Regions from separate parts of the Homo sapiens genome. Here region 1 is linked to region 2. The links are chromatin loops, found by intact Hi-C in ENCODE. Cell type or tissue: psoas muscle. All regions are shown on one strand. Links, peaks and the distances in the headings refer to the core of each region. The heading gives the core; the rest is flanking DNA.

The links. Peaks named below come from ENCODE experiments on the same cell type or tissue, not always from the same donor. Only the 100,000 strongest peaks of a DNase experiment are listed, where the experiment ranks them.
Region 1: a loop joins it to region 2, with 2.4 times the contacts of the local background. A loop is called at or near these places in 15 of 110 quality-filtered maps.

What each region holds. Positions count from the first base shown.
Region 1 is chr10:23,333,567-23,341,905 of GRCh38, reverse strand. All of the region lies in intron 1 of C10orf67 (chromosome 10 open reading frame 67), which reads left to right. Among named protein-coding and RNA genes, the nearest start is that of C10orf67-AS1, 6.2 kb to the left of the region's middle. In psoas muscle, for the core only: no CTCF peak of the experiment used is centred there; no DNase peak of the experiment used is centred there.
Region 2 is chr10:23,447,615-23,455,953 of GRCh38, reverse strand. No RefSeq gene overlaps it. Among named protein-coding and RNA genes, the nearest start is that of OTUD1, 13 kb to the right of the region's middle. In psoas muscle, for the core only: no CTCF peak of the experiment used is centred there; no DNase peak of the experiment used is centred there; H3K27ac peaks cover 2,205 bases.

The DNA of each region.
Region 1 (8,339 bases), core at 103-8,102, 110 kb after region 2:
GCCACCATACCCGGCCTGGACTGCAGATTTTAGAAATGGTGATCAGGGAAGGCTTCACTGAGAAAATGACACTGGGGTGAAGACTTGCAGGCTTGAGGGGGGAGCCCTAAGGATCTATCAGGCTAGCAAGTGTTCCAGGCAGAGAGAACACTGGGTAGAAAGATGGTGCCTGGATGTCCTAGGAGCAGCAAGGAGGCCAGTGTGGCTGGAGCAGAGAGGGAGAATAGTGGAGGTGAAGTCAGAGGGAAGGGGGACGGTGCCTGTGGCGAGGGACTTTAGACTACCTTAAGGACTTCAGCTTTTACTTTGAGATGGGAAGCCATGAGGGGATTGGAAAAGAGGAGTGACATGATTTGATTTATCCTTCAATGGGATTACTCTGACGGCTGTTTAGATAATAGACTATAGTGAGGACGAGGGCAGAAACAAGGAAACAGGAGACTATTACAATATTCCTCATGGAAGATGACCATGGGGTAGCAGTGGTTGGAGGTCCGGAGAGACTGTGATGAACAGGTAGAATGGAATTGCCAGTAACCCGGATGGGGAGGATAATGAGATGAACAGGTCTGAAGGGAATATCATAAGCTTACTTCTGGTCATTATATGTCAGCAGTGACTATTAGACATCCATTTAGGCTGTTAAGTAGGTAGTTGATTAGATGAGTCTGAAGTTAAGAAGAGAGGTTCAGCTCGGCTGTATCAGTTTGGAAATAATTAGCACAAAGATGGTGTCTTAAGCTGAGAGCCTTGGTGACATCAGCCAGGAAGTGAGTGTAGTTAGAGAAGTTTATGAGCCATGGGGCACATCAAAGTTCTGTGTTCTTTGAAGAGGAGTAAAAGGAAGCAATATTCTTATTTAGCCCTGAGAAATATGCCACAGTGAAAGTTTAACACACCTAATGTTGTCTTCATTGACTGATTTATTAATAAGCATTTGTAGGATGGACAATTCTAGGATTCAGTGAGAAGAGTCATTGCATTTTATTAATACATATTCATAGGTCTGTTTTCCAAAATAAATTAGGACGTTAATTTTGTATGTAATTTATTTTAAAAAACATAATTATCTTCCCCAAATTCTGTTTTATGCATAACCACCAACTTATTATTCAGAAATAGAATTGCTGAGACTATAAATAAAGACTGTGTAGGAACCACTTAGCTAATTTGTTGTGATGTGGGTTTCCATTCTAGGTAGCAGGGTTGTTAGCTAAAATTAGAGACATTTGGAATTTGAAGGGACACTGAAGAATAAATCTTCCTCATTCAGTTAGATTCTGAATGAGCTGGAACTTTTTGAGTCAGTCACATAAAGAGTTAGGACTGGTGAAATCGGAGAGTCATGGGCTTATCCTCATCAGGGAGTTAGAAGAAGAATCTGCCATTTCCGGCTGCCCCTCTGTCACCCAGGCTGGAGTGCAGTGGTATGGTCACAGCTCACTGCAGCCTCTGACCTCTGAGCTCAAGGGATCCTCTCACTTCAGCCTCCTGACTAGGTGGAGCCGCCGGTGTGTGCCACCAGGCCCAGCTAATTTTTTTTTTTTTTTTTTTTTGTATTTTTGTAGAGACAGGGCTTCACCACGTTGCCCAGGCTGGTCTCAAACTCCTAAGCTCAAGCAGTCTGCCCACCTTAGCCTCCCAAAATGCTGGTGTGAGCCACCACACCCAGCCTGAACCTGATTTTAAAATATCATATTGTATTATTGTAATATTATGGTACCAGAAGGAATACCTGAAAACATAATTTCAAGTTTCTAAATCATATCCTGAAAAAAAATTGGTAAAAACTATTCACACTCCATAAACCACCCATGATAGGTCTTTTGCTTAAAATGGGAAGGAACAGAAGAACATACATGTTCATGCTTAATGAAAAATGTGGCTGAATAGTAAAAAGGAGCCGCTTAGCACTGGGTAGGGTAAAGGATTGCATTTCTAGACTGGAAAAGTGAATCACTGGGATCTGTTAAATGTGCAGCAGTGTAGACTATACAGAAACAGAATTAGTTCCCATGGCTGTTTATATTTACTATATTGATGTAGCACTCAGGGTCCAGACAGGAGGCAGAAACCTCACTGCTAATTTCAACAGGGACTATTTCCTGTTCTCTGTTAAATAGTAAGAAGGATTTTTAACTAGTGAAAGGCAGTAAGGTGGTAAAAGAAGACTCTAGACAATACACTGATAGCAAACACAAAAAGCAGCTATGACCTCCAGGTCTGAGGAAGAGGAAACAGGGCAGAAACTAAGGAGTTAGAAGACCCGCCCTCAAAGGCTGAGATTAGGAATGATACCTCTTTGGAGAAGACATGGTGGGAGAGAAACTTGCCAGAGGGTGTGACAACTGCTGGTCTGCAGGGATGGCTTGCCCAGTGGCTGCGAAACTTGCTGAAAGGTACAGACAGGTCAAAGTTCCTTACCTAGCTGCGAGATCCAAATGTTCGTTCCTGGAAGTCCTGACTTTTAAAAGTTCTGCCTTTTTTTTTTTTTTTTTTTTTTGCTGCCTTTTTTCCATTAATCTTTATTACTGGGCACGGAAACACTAAGAGGCACCCCAAAGAATCCTCTGGGTTCCAGACAGAGTTCTCCTTGACTCCGTTGTTCACCAGCAACCCAATTGCCCCTTGGTATTCAGAATCAATCCACTTCAGCCAGTAGAGTGACTCCCTTTTCTGCCTTTGTTTCAGCAGCATAAGGATCACAAAGTGACCAGTCATCAGTGTCATCTAATTCAATAGAATTTCTGTTATGTTTTCTGCTGGAAACATTCTTCCCTTGTGAACTAAGACTTCCAAACCAGCAGATCCTAAAGTTGCAGAGACAGGAAACTATAATTTTGGGCGTGAGTTATGAGGCATAAGAGTGAGAGGTGCCTCTTCATTCTTGGACCTATGACTGTAGGAGAGATAGCACCATATACTGTTTCAAAGCATATACTGCATCCTGTGAGACAGAACTGCATTCTTTCATGGATTTGCTTCTCCCAAATATTGCTGGCAGTGCAGGTGTGTGCCACCATGCCCAGCTAATTTTATTTTTTTTATTTTTATTTTTTTGTAGAGACAGGGTCTCACTATGTTGCCCAGGCCATTCCTGAACTCCTGGGCTCAAGTGATCTTCCCGCCTCGGCCTCCCAAAGTGCTGGGATTGCAGGCGTGAACCACTGTGCCTGGCCTTAAATGAATCTTCAGTAAGCTATTTAACCTATTAGGCGAGCCACTTCTGGGTGATGGGTTATATGATAAGATCACTGAATTCCATGGGCATGAATCCATTGCTGCCTGTCTTTTGCTGTGAAATGAGTTCCTTGATGGGAAGTGGTGCTGTGAGAATACCGTGATGATGGATAAGATGTTCTGTAAGTTCATGCTCGGTGGTTCTGGCCAGTGCAGTATAGTCAGGGAATGCAAATCCATATCCAAAATAAATGTGTGTTCCGGTGAGGATGATGGAAGAAGTTCAGTGCTATCAACCTGTCGCTAGGTGGCTGGCTATTCCCTGTGGTTCATGCTGCCACGTTGGGAGCTCAGTATTGATCTCTGCTGTTGACTAGTTAGACACTCAGCACCTGTGGTAGCCAGGCCAGCCTTGGTAAGGGGAAAACCACATTGTTGAACTCCTGACACCATGGCCATTTTGTTCGAGGGCCATCAAGCAAGCAGGGGTGGCTGCAAAAGGAAACTGAACGATATCCACAGAGTGTGTCATTTTGCCTAATTATTTAACTACTTTCTCTGTAGGGGATTCCCTTGGGTGGGCATTCAGATGCCGCACAAACACCTTTACAGTCTGTGCCCATTTTCAAAGGCTCATCCACAGAACTCTTCCCAGACATTCTTGACATCCATCTCTCAATCTGTTCCTTCCAAGTTCCTGACCATCTTGTTAACTGTTTAGCAGCTGCCCATAAATTAATGTCAATACATAATTCTGGCCATCCTTCATCCAGAAAAAGTAGACAACCAAATATACTGCTTTCAGTTTATTCAGTGAGAGGATTTTCCTTCATGATTGTGTCATTCAGGGTCACTTCTGAGTGTGGCTGTGAGACTGCAGGTAACTACCAGCTGGTGAGGAACCCATCTGTGAATCAGGCTTGAGGTTTTTTCCCTCAGTCACCTGGTCATAAAGAACTTCTCGGGTTGGGTTCTCAGGGCTTCAACTTTAGTAGGCATGGTTCAATTTTTCCCCTCATTAACCTTGACCTTGTTGAGTTGGTGCCTACCAAAGTTCTCTATTTTAAATTTACCATTCTTTTCTTTGGAATAAATTACTATTTTCTAGGTATTACAATTTACTTTTTTCTAAAACTTATTCTAACCAGCCATAGTCACCAATGATGACTCCTCTCTTTTATTTTTATTTTTTGAGGCAGGATCTCACTCTGTCATCCAAGCTGAAGTGCAGTGACACAATCCAAGCTCATTGCAGCCTTAACCTCCCAGGCTCAGGTGATCTTCCCACCTCAGCCTCCCAAGTACCTGGGACTACAGGTGTTTGCCACCACACCTGGCTAATTTTTGCATTTTTTGTAGAGACAAGGTCTCGCCATGTTGGCCAGGCTGGTCTCGAACTCCTAAGCTCAAGTGACCCACCCACCTCAGCCTCCCAAAGTGCTGAGGTTACAGGTGTGAGCCACTGCACCCAGCCTGATGACTCCTATCTTAATGTCACTTTTATGATGACTGCCATGTGGTAATTCTCTGCTTTTTTTCTATATTTATTAGAGCTTCCCATCCTCATTTATTTGTTCATTCATTCATTCATTCATTCATATCAGTATGGATTGATGGATTCCTATTTTATTCAATGGGTTATAATCTGATGCTTTCATTATTTATTTTGATGCTTAAATTGTCATATATGGCCAGTGGTTGTTTCTTCAATCTAGTTTCTTCATCATTTTTACATTTTCCCATCATCTTTTGAGCATTTCTTCACTTTATGGCAAACAAAATGTTCCAGGCTCATTTTATACTTTTGCTTTCTATAATTTTATATACTTTTATTCCAATCTTGGAATGAACCATTTTTTCAAGGAGACTTCATTGCTTTTAGTGGAGGATGGTTTTTAGAAACCAACATCTAGGGCCAGGTGCGGTGGCTCACACCTGTAATCCCAGCACTTTGGGAGGCCGAGGCAGGTGGATCACTGAGGCCAGGAGTTTGAGACCGGCCTGGCCAACATGGGGAGACTTCATCTCTACTAAAAATACAAAATTAGTCAGGTGTGATGGTCCACACCTGTAATCCCAGCCACTTCGGAGACTGAGGCGTGAGAATCACTTGAACCCAGGAGGCAGAGATTGCAGTGAGCTGAGATCACACCACTGCACTCCAGCCTGGGTGACAAAGCAAGACTCTGTCTCAAAAAATATACTGAAACAAAAAGGAGAAGAAAGAAAAGAAACCAACATCTGAGTGTTAGATGTGCTCATCACTACTGGAGTGCCATTCTTCTAGGCCCTCTCATTGGACAGAACTAGAAACAGATATGTATAAATATATGCACATGTATATGATATATGTTCACATATATATGTGCACACATATATACACCTACAACTATTTATATATCTATTTATCTATATTTATAAAAGTACGCATTCATACCAATTCTTCCCATTCCATTCCATTGTCTCAGAGAACTTTCTAGTCTACTCTTTCCCTATGTTTGTAAATATCTTTCCTAGAACTGAAAAACTTGACTTCTGTCATTTTGAGAACATTTACTTACTCATTCAATGTATCCAGTCTCCCACTATTGTGGTCCTCTCCTCTGTCTGCCACCTCTGTGCTGCTGCCCCTGTTCCCCCAACTGACCCACATTCTTAGCCACCAGGCTTGCTGTTCTTCTATGCCTGACTCCCAGTTTTTTTTATGGCCCCATGTCATTGACCACTATGTTGATTCCTTCACCCTGAGAAGGGAAGAGAATGGAAGGCAAAAGAAGGTAGAAAAGAAAGTGGTTACATATGATTTTGATAGGTACAACTGTGGGGAGACTTAATCCTAGGCTGAGGGTACTGTTAAGGTACAGATGTATTTGGGGGAACATTTAACTAGTAGATATGTGACACATGAGTAAGTTACATGGAGTGTATGTAATGAGAAATGAGGCTCACCACTACCTCAGAATATATCGCATATTTTTATTTACTTGTTTACTGTAATTAGTATATGGAAAGCTGAAAATTTTGTGGGATTAACTGAAGATCTTTATTTTGAATATCAAGGAGTTTTCATGTTAAATGGCCTTTTTTAGTTGATATTGCTCTGCTTTAATAGTTTTTTCCAAATATGATGAAAAAACTATGACATTTCAAAACATCAGAGTGACAGTAGAAACCACCACCACTGCAGTACTAATAATGAGTAACATTTCTTGAGGGCTTACTGTTGTATGAAGGTTCATTCAAAATACTTCTAAGTATTAACACACTAAATTCTCACAGTAAGTCTATGAAGTGGGGACTATTATTTTCCATAAGAGGAAACTAAGGCACAGAAAGGTTTAGTAATTTATCTAATGTCACTTAGCTACAGTATCAGTCAGGATGCTTTCAGCTACAGTTGACAGAAACTGCCAACAATTGCACTTACTCTATGACATTACAGGGAGACTGGAGGTATGACAGGTTTCAGAGCTAATTGAGTCAATGGCTGAGCAAAGTCATCAGTCAAATTTATTTCCATCTTTTTTTTTTTTTTTTTGAGACAGAATCTTGCTCTGTCACCCAGGCTGGAGTGCAGTGGTGCGATCTCGGCTCACTGCAGCCTCTGCCTCCCAGGTTCAAGCTATTCTTGTCCCTCAGCCTCCCGAGTAGCTGGGATTACAGGCACGTGCCACCACACCCAGCTAATTTTGTATTTTTAGTCGAGACGGGGTTTTGCCATATTGGCCAGGCTGATCTCAGACTTCTGACCTCAAGTGCTCCTCCTGCCTTGGCCTCCCGAAGTGCTGAGATTATAGGCATGAGCCACTGCGCCCAACCTATTTCCATCTTTTTTGAAAGCTCATCATCTATGCCCTGGCTGGCCCCCCTTGTAGTCACCTAGTGACTGTGCCAGTTCTTGGCATTACTTCCACCCTTGGCAATGTCCAGAGACAAAGAAGAAACCTCTCCTCTGGTGCCCCCTTTGTAGGAGTCTAAAAACCTTTCTTACTAGCCCCCAACAGACCCTTCCTAATGTCTCCCTCTTCAGACCTGGGTTCTACACCCGTCCCTGGACATCCACTGCCAAGCAGAGTGGGATAACTGTGATGGGCTTAGCCCAGCTTGGAGTTATACTTGGCACTGTGGATATGGTCAACTTCATCTGAGTTCTGTGGGGGACAAATCTGAGGTTTGGCCAGCATGCAAGAAGAGGGGAGTTGCCATGGGGTGCCCCGCATGGGGGTATGCTCTCGTCAGCAGAAGAGGTGGGATAGAAGCACAGACATTCTGCCTTTGGCACCTACACTGAGAAGTCTGATAATTCTACTTGGGCTTTTGTGGTTCTCTTATTTTAGCTGACATTTTAGAAACAGTTGTGGTAAGTTTGATCAAATTGACAGAGTGCATCCAGAAAATTGCCTTCTTAATGCTGTTTGAGATGCCTATCCTTAGAAATCTGTAGAAGGAATTTACAAACACTTGTTCCTGGCCTATTCACATTTTTCAGGAATAATGCTTGAAAATCAAATATAGGAAGGTGGTATGATCATCTTAAAGAAACAATTCTCAAACTTTTTGGTTTCAAGACCTCTCTGTAGTCTTAAAAAATTATTGGCACCCTCAAAGAGATTTAGTTTATGTTGGTCCTATCTATTGATAGTTGCCAGATTGGAAATTTAAAAGAAGAAAATTAAAATATATTGATTCACTTAAAATAAGGATAAATCAGGTATGTGTTAATAGAAATACCATGTTTTATTTATTTTATTTTATTTTTCTGAAACATGTGCTCTTTCTGTTGCCCAGGCTGGAGTGTGGTGGTGCTTTCATAGCTCACTGCAGCCTCAACCTCCTGGACTCAAGCAATCCTCCTGCCTCAGCCTCTATAGTAGCTGGAAATAGCATATTTTAAAGAAAAACTAGCTGTATTGTTCTAAAACAAAAACTTTCATGAGAAGAGTGTCACTGTTTTACATTTTTGCAAAGCTTTTCCATGCCTGGCTTAATGGAAGAGAGCTGAATTCTCATAGCTGCTTCTGTATAATCTGTAGCCTCTGGAAAACTCCACTGAACATTTGTGAGAGAATGACAGTAAAAAGACAAATAAAATCTTAATACTATTATAAAATTAATTTGATCTCACAGATTTTCTAATAGAGTATCCCAGAACCCCAGGG
Region 2 (8,339 bases), core at 89-8,088:
AGATTCTCCAGCCTCAGCCTCCTGAGTAGCTGGGACTGTAGGTGCATGCCACCATGCCCAGCTAATTTTTGTATTTTTAGTAGAGATGGGTTTTCACCATGTTAGCCAGGATGGTTTCGATCTCCTGACCTCATGATCCTCCCACCTCAGCCTCCCAAAGTGCTGGGATTACAGGCATGAACCACCGCACCTGGCCCTATAAGCCTAAATTCTAAACACTCCTTTGAGTTACTCATTTCTGGGTATTTCCTTGTGTTACATGTGCAAATACACATGTTGTTACCAGTGGCAAATCCAACAGGTCTACAGCGAACTCAATCCTTGCCTCCTTGGAGGAAAGAATTCAGCCACAGGGCAGAAGTAGTTTCAAGGCAGAGGGAGAAACTGAGGCAAGTTTTAGAACAGGAGTGAGAGTTTATTGTAAACTTTTAGAGCAGGAATTCAAGGAAGTAAATTTCAACTTGGAAGAGGGCCAAGACAGTGACTTGATTGATCCAAGTGCCCCATCCAGCCCTTGACTTGAGATTTTATACACTGGCATTTTCATTTCTCCTCCCCTGATTTTTCCCTTGGGGTGGGCTGTCTGCATATGCAGTGGCCTGCCAGCACTTGGGAAGGGCCACATGCACGGTGTGTTTACTAAAGTTGTGCACATGTTCATTCCAGGTATTTTTCTCTTAGCAGTTAACAGTTGAGCATTCCTAGAGGAAGGTCATATACCAGCTGAACTTTGCCATTTTGCCTCTTAGTGTGCATGTGTGAGCCCACTAATCCAACTTCTGAGATCTTATCTGGAAGCAGCTCATCATCAGCTTCAGGTGTGTTCTGTCTACTGGGAGACTGTCTTCCCTGGCACTGGCTGTGACCAAGTGTTATTTTAGAGAGACAGTTTAACAATGGCCTGACCATCACCTGTGGTCACCTGACACTCCTAGGGCGTGGGGGTGGGTGGCTCTCCTGTCCTGCTCATGTCTGCCTAACTACCTACTCTAACTATGTTAACAAATTTCACTTGGTTTTCCTCTTATTAATCTCTTTTGTTACAAAGACTCAGCCAGGAATCCAGAAGGATGAAAGGAAGAAAGATTTTTCTTCTCTTCTAGTGACAAAATTAAAGCTGAGTTTTTGTCAACCTAAAAGGAAGAGGCTGTGGCACGAGACATAATTTAACGAGTTTTCTTGAGTCAAAATGAGGACAGTTGCCTGGAAAACTCAAAACCAAGTAACCTTGGATATCAGCTCATTGGGCCTTTGTTAGAAACAAGATTTTAAAAGCAAAAAAGGGGAATAGGCCAGGTGCTGTGGCTCATGCCTGTAACCCCAGAACTTTGGGGAGGCTGAGATGAGAGGATCACTTGAGGCCAGAAGTTTGACACCAGCTTAGGCAACATAACAAGAACCTATTTCTACAAAAATAATAAGCACAATCTTAATAATAAAATTACCCAGGCATGGTGGTGCATGCCTGTAGTCACAGATACTTGGGTGGCTGAGACAGAAGGATCATTCAAGCCCAGGAGTTCAAGGCTGCAGTGAGCTATGATCACGCCACTGCACTTCAGCCTGAGTGACAGAGTAAGACCCTGCCTCTTAAACAAAAAAAAAAACAAAAGTGTCCATTCTAAACATGGTTTTTTGTTTTTTTTTTAAATCATTTCAACTTTTATTTTAGATTCAGGCAGTACATGTGCAGGTTTGTTACATGGGTACATTACATGATGCTGCAGTTTGGGTATAAACAATCCCTCATCCAAGTAGTGAGCACAGCACCCAGTATTTAGTTAGTCAACTCTTGCCTCTCCCTCTCCCTCCCCACCAGTGGTCCCCAGTGTCTGCTGTCACCATCTTTATGTCCATGAGTACCCAACATTTAGCCTCCACGTATAAGTGCAAACATGCGGTGTTTGGTTTTCTGTTCTTGCACTAAACATGGTTTTGATATTTTTAGGCCAGTTGAAACTATCAATAAAGGAAAATATAAATAAATGTTCAAAATGGAAACTTGTCAATACTGTTTTCAAAAGTACCTATAATTTTCATATTTTGAAATAAAATCTTGATATTAAATACACCATTGCAAAAATATTGAGATAAAATATTTGCATGAATAAAGAAAAGCAAAACCTATTAATACATAATGATAAAGTACTATGCCAGCGTTAAAATAAAAACTTGAGACAAATTAAATCAACAGAGCTTAACTGAGCAAAGAATGATTCATGAAGGGGGCAGGCCCCAAAATCAGAACATGTTCAGAAAGACTCTGTCATTACAACCAACAAGTAGTCAAACAACATTAATGCACAGAGAAAAGGAAATGAGGTACAGAAACAGCTCCATTGGTTGCAACTCAGTGCAGCCTTATTTGAACCTGGTTTAAACAGTTAACCACCTACGATTGGCTGAAGCTCGGCTGCTCTGATTGGCTGAGACTCAGCTATTTGTTACAAAACCATACTTATAAATTAGGCTTTCGATTTGTTTACATACTGAGTTAGACTGCAGTTTGTTATACAGAACTGGTATGGAGGCCTCTAAAGCCGAAATTTAGTTTGATTTAACACCAGTCTAACAATCAATATTAAAAGTAATCTGAAATTAGAATAACCATAAAACAGAAGCTCAGGATTAACCTGAAGGCAAAGCTATAAACCAGGTTAAAAGCATATAAATTAGTCTTGTAATTCTAAAGATAATAATTATAGAAGTAGCTGACATTTACTGAATGCTAACTCTACGCTTGACATGTATTCATTATAATGTTATCTCTAATACAATCTTTATAATCACCCTCTGAAATGGAGTTTCAATAACTATTTCCATTATTCAAATGATGAAGCTGGGTTAAAGATATTAACTAACTTACCTAAGTTAGATAAGTCCATACTTACCTAACTTACATGTACTCGTACAGTGTATACCTAATACAAGTATGGGCCGGGCACGTTGGCTCATGCCTGTAATCCTAGCATTTGGGGAGGCCGAGGCAGGCAGATCACATGAGGTCAGGAGTTTGAAACCAGCCTGGGCAACATGGTGAAAACCTGGCTCCATTAAAAATACAAAAAAAAAATTAGCTGGGCGTGGTGGCGGATGCCTGTAGTCCCAGCTACTCCGGAAGCTGAGGCAGGTCAATTGCTTGAGCCTGGGTGGGGGAGGTTGCAGTGAGCCAAGATCATACCACTGCACTCCAGCCTGGGCAACAGAGCAAGACTCCATCACAAAAACAAAACAAAATGAAACAAGTATCCTTGTACTAAGTGCTTTAGCCACAATTTGAATCCCAACCAGCTTGACTACAAAGACCTCTCTCATGAGTAAAATAATTTGGGAGCAAGATATGATCATTATAGCCTCCAATTACTAAGCATCTAATACCACATAGCTTGAGAGTTACATAGGGCTTAGCATAGTGCCTACTATCCTCCAGGCAGTCAATATTTGTTGAATGAATATTTACTTCCTACTTCCAAAAAGCATTTCCTTATATTGTTCTTAACTATTCAGCACATTGGTGTGGCTAGCCCAGGGTACCTTCCCATCTAGATAAAATGAGAGTCGCAGTGACCGAGATATTCTTCCTTGGCTCTCTTGGTTCTAGGCTTCATGCAGACCACTCACTGCCCGTTTCTTCTGCCAGTGCATTGCTGCAATAGTATACTGTTTGGATGAGTTACAACTTTCTTCACATTAATTACTCTGATTAACTCCTACGAAGGTTGTGCTTGCAGTATAGCTCCTCTGACTACACTAGGAAGTCCCCTTCTCCTCAACAAGGATGTTAGTGGCCCTTTCTTGGGGTGGGCTATCTTTACCCTTCCCTGCTCTGACCCATTTATGATGATTCTTTAATTTCAGAGGATTGGCCTCATCCTTAAATCCCAACTATAAGCCTTATATGGAGCTTCTAGTCCACTATAATGGGCTGGGCTTTTTTGTTTGTTTGTTTGTTTGTTTTTTCCTTTCCTTTTTCAAGAATTGGGGTGAGGCTTAGTCATTTACTTTTAAAGACTTAGTAAGTTAGTAAAGTAAAATGGGTGAATTAGTAAATATTAGAGAGGAACATCTAATTTTAAGCAGAGCAGATGACATACAATTATTCTAAAAGAAAAACAAGAAGGGCAGCGGAAAAGAAGGAAATTTAAAAATAGAGAAAGAGGAAGAAGACCAGCAAGAGCCTAAAGAAGCGAAATCTGTGAAACCTAAAAAGGAAAAGTTTTTACGTATTGTTCTTTCCGAAGAAAACCAGGGTTTGTGTTAAAGGCCAGACTTTCGAGATGTTTCTGATATACTAAAGAACAAGTAAGAATGGAAAGGAGGCAAGGCGCGGTGGCTCACGCCTGTAATCCCAGCAGTTTTGGGCGCCCAGGCGGGTGGATCACGAGGCAGAAATCAAGAACATCTTGGCCAACATGGTGAAACCCTGTCTCCTCTACTAAAAATACAAAAATTAGCTGGGCATGGTGGCATGTGCCTGTAATCCTAGCTACTTGGGAGGCTGAGGCAGGAGAATCACCTGAACCCAGGAGGCAGAGGTTGCAGTGAGCCAAGATAGCACCATTGCACTCCAGCCTGGGTGACAAGAGTGAAACTCCACCTCAAAAAAAAAAAAAAAAAAAAAAGAAGAATGAAAAGGAATGGCCAGGTGCGGTGGCTCACTCCTGTAATCCCAGCACTTTGGGAGGCCGAGGCGGGTGGATCACCTGAGGTCAGGAGATCGAGACCATCCTGGCTAACACGGTGAAACCTCCTCTCTACTAAAACACAAAAAATCAGCCAGGTGTGGTGGCATGCACCTGTAGTTCTACTTATACGGGAAGCTGAGGCAGGAGAATCGCTTGAACCCAAGAGGCAGAGGTTCAAGCCGAGATCACGTCACTGCACTCCAGCCAGGGCGACAGAGCAAGACTCTGTCTCAAAAAAAAGGAAAGGAAATAGAAAAATAGCAGCCTTATCAAAATATAGAAGGTTCAGCAGCTGTGTACACCTGTTGAGAAGCTGATGGGGACCGGAATCCTAAATTATTGCAACAGTTAATTCTACTTTTGTATCTTTTTATATCTTTGTCATGGGAAACGAGTTAATGTGTATTTTATTCACTTTATTCCCAGATACTTCAATATTATGATATATTTTTCTTCTTAAAGATATTTTACAGCCAGGTGCAGTGGCTCATACCTGCAATCCTAGCACTTCGGGAGGCCAAGGCAGGAGGATTGCTTGAGGCCAGGAGTTCGAGACCACCCTGGGAAACATAGTAAAACCCCATCTCTACAAAAATTAAAAAGAAAAATTTTAAGTAGCCAGATGTAGCCAGGCATAGTGGCAGGCGCCTGTAATCCCAGCTACTTGGGAGACTGAGTCAAGAGAATCACTTGAACCTGGGAGGCAGAGGTTGCAATGAGCCAAGACCTCACCACTGCACTCCAGCCTGGGTGACAGAGCGAGACTCCATCTCAAAAAAAAAGAAAGACAATTAGCCAGATGTGGTGGTATGTGCCTGTAGTCCCAGCTGCTCAGGAGGCTAAGGTGGGAGGAACATTTGAGCTAGGAAGTTCAGGCGGTTGAGCCATGATTGTGCCACTGCACTCCAGCCTGGGTGACATATCGAGATCCTGTTTCTAAAAATATATGCAGATGTTTTATTTTAAACATCTGTGTGTGTGTGTGTATGTGTGTGTGTATTATGTAAACCATTTCTTTTTTGTTTTTTATTTTAGTAATTTTTTTTTTCATTTTTACTTTGCAGGAGCAAGATCTAAACCATTTCTAATAAATGAAGTTAAAGAAGACTGTGATTTTTATGCCAAACTCCATTTTTCCCTCTTCTTGGGAACTGTCTGGATGGTATTTTCCAGTTGGATGTGCTGCACGTGACATGTTCTGGAGAGAGCAGAAGTGACAGACGCCACCTCAGCATGTGCACTCTGCTCCCTCTCATCAGACCAGACATGACTACAGACTGTCATTGTGCAGAAGGTGACAGTCCCTGGGGGGCAGAGCTGCCCTTCTGACTGCACTGCTCCCCTTGGAAGAGTTAAGTGAGAAAGAAAGAAACTTTTTGTTATAGCAGCTTGGCCTAACACAACTGTACTGTCTATGCTTGCAAGGTCACGTTGCCTTCCAAATCAGTAGAGCCATCGCGGCAAATCACACTCTGAGCAGTACTAGCTTCTGCCTACAGTCACGATCAAGAAAATGAACAGGGACCAGGTGGGGTGGCTCACACCTGGAATCCCAACTTTGGAAGGCTGAGTTAGGCAGATCACCCGAGGTCAGGTGTTCGAGACCAGCCTGGCCAACATGATGAAAGCTTATCTCTACTAAAAACACACGCACACACAAACACACACAAACACACGCAAATTAGCCAGGTGTGTTGGCAGACGCTTGTAATCCCAACTACTTGGGAAGTTGAGGCAGAAGAATCGCTTGAACCCAGGAGGCAAAGGTTTCAGTGAGCCGAAATTGCATCACTGCACTCCAGCCTGGGCGACAGAGCAAGACTACATCAAAAAAGAAAAAGAAAACAAGAAAGAAAGAAAGAGAAAGAGAGAGAGAGAAAGAGAAAGGAAGGAAGGAAGGAAGGAAGGAAGGAAGGAAGGAAGGAAGGAAGGAAGGAAGGAACTGGTAATGAAAAATCAGTCAGAGAATGACTTTATATTGACAAGTTTATATTGACAAGTTTAACATACATCTTAAATCTGTCTCTTCTTTGGCCTAGAATTCTGTGTAAGCAGTTACTGAGGTTTCGGTACCTACTGTTTATGGAGACATGAGCATTGTTTAGATTTAGTAAACAGCAAAAGCATTAACTGTTTATTCCCTTTAGGTCTAGTCAGTGCTTTTCAGCAAGATGGCAAAGGTAGCAAAGTAACAGCTAAGAATTTCCTGACTGCAGTTGTCCACTTAACTGTGGCATTTCCTTCTTCTTTCGTTCCTATTACATCACTAGTGTAGCTTGTATTTCACTGTGAGAAACAAAAAGCGTGAATGTTTCCTGTTTGTCATCAGAACTGAAAGCCTTATTTGAATTTATCTTACAAATTGACTGCAGAAGTGTCACATGACACATTGGTATAAATTCCCTTCACAAGTACCTATTTTGCACACCAGCTTTTTGTACCTATAAGCTAAGAAATACAACTACTTTGTCCATCCCTAAAATTATTCAAACAGACAACCTCTAATCTAGGTGGAACATTTGTTTAGACTCAATCATTACTTCAAGCATATATCATTAAGGCTAAATCTCTATACACTGACATTCTACTTGGCATCCTCACTTGCTAAAATAATTCCAGTTTCAAGTATAAAATGTCCTGTGTGTGTAGGTTTTTTCCCCTACTTTAACTGCTTTAAAATATAAAATTCATAGACCCCACAGGAATTAATTCATCCTTTGCTTTTTTCAAATTGTCAAAATCTACTTGTCAGCATATTAATGCAAGGGTATTTACTGACTCTATTAAACACTAATCAATATGAGAAAAAATATTTTACTCTAATGAAAAAGGAAGTTCAGGAGGAAGACTAACTTTCTTACCTATGTAGATGTAATATACACACATTAAAGAAGAATTAGGGAGAGAAAATTCAAAGATAACTGTCATATCTGTACCGGACGCATCTGTGCACACTTTGATTTGGAGTCTGCATGAGGACCTAATATTTGAATTCCCTTGTAATTACCGCAGCTTTGTGGACCAGAAAACTAATAAAAAATGTATAAACAAACTAGGTGTGGTAGCTCACACCTGTCATTCCAGTGACTTGGTAGGCTGAGGTGGGAGGATTGCTTGAGGCCAAGAGTTAAAGACCAGCCTGGGCAACACAGTGAGACCCTGTCTCTATATTTAAACATATATATATCAGCCATGGTGGCTCATGCCTGTAATCCCAGCACTTTGGGAAGTCAAGGTGGGTGGACTGCTTGAGGCCAGGAGTTCAAAACCAGCCAGGACAACATAGTGAGACCCCATCTCTACAAAAGAAAAAAAAAATTAGCCAGATGTGGTGGCCCACACCTGTGGTCCCAGCTACTCCAGAGGCTGAGGTAGGAGAATTGCTTGATCCCAGGAGGTCGAGGCTGCAATGAACTGTGACTGCACCACTGCACTCCATCCTGGGTGACAAAGAGCAAGACCCTATCTCAAAAAGGACATAATTAAAAATTTATAAACAGGCTGGGAACAGTGGCTCATGCCTAATCCCAGCAACTCAGGAGGCCCAGATAGGAAGATTGCTTGAGCCCAGGAATTCAAGACCAGCATGGGCAACATAATGCTAGCTACTCAAGAGGCTGAAGCAGGACGATTGCTTAAGCCCAGGAGTTTACG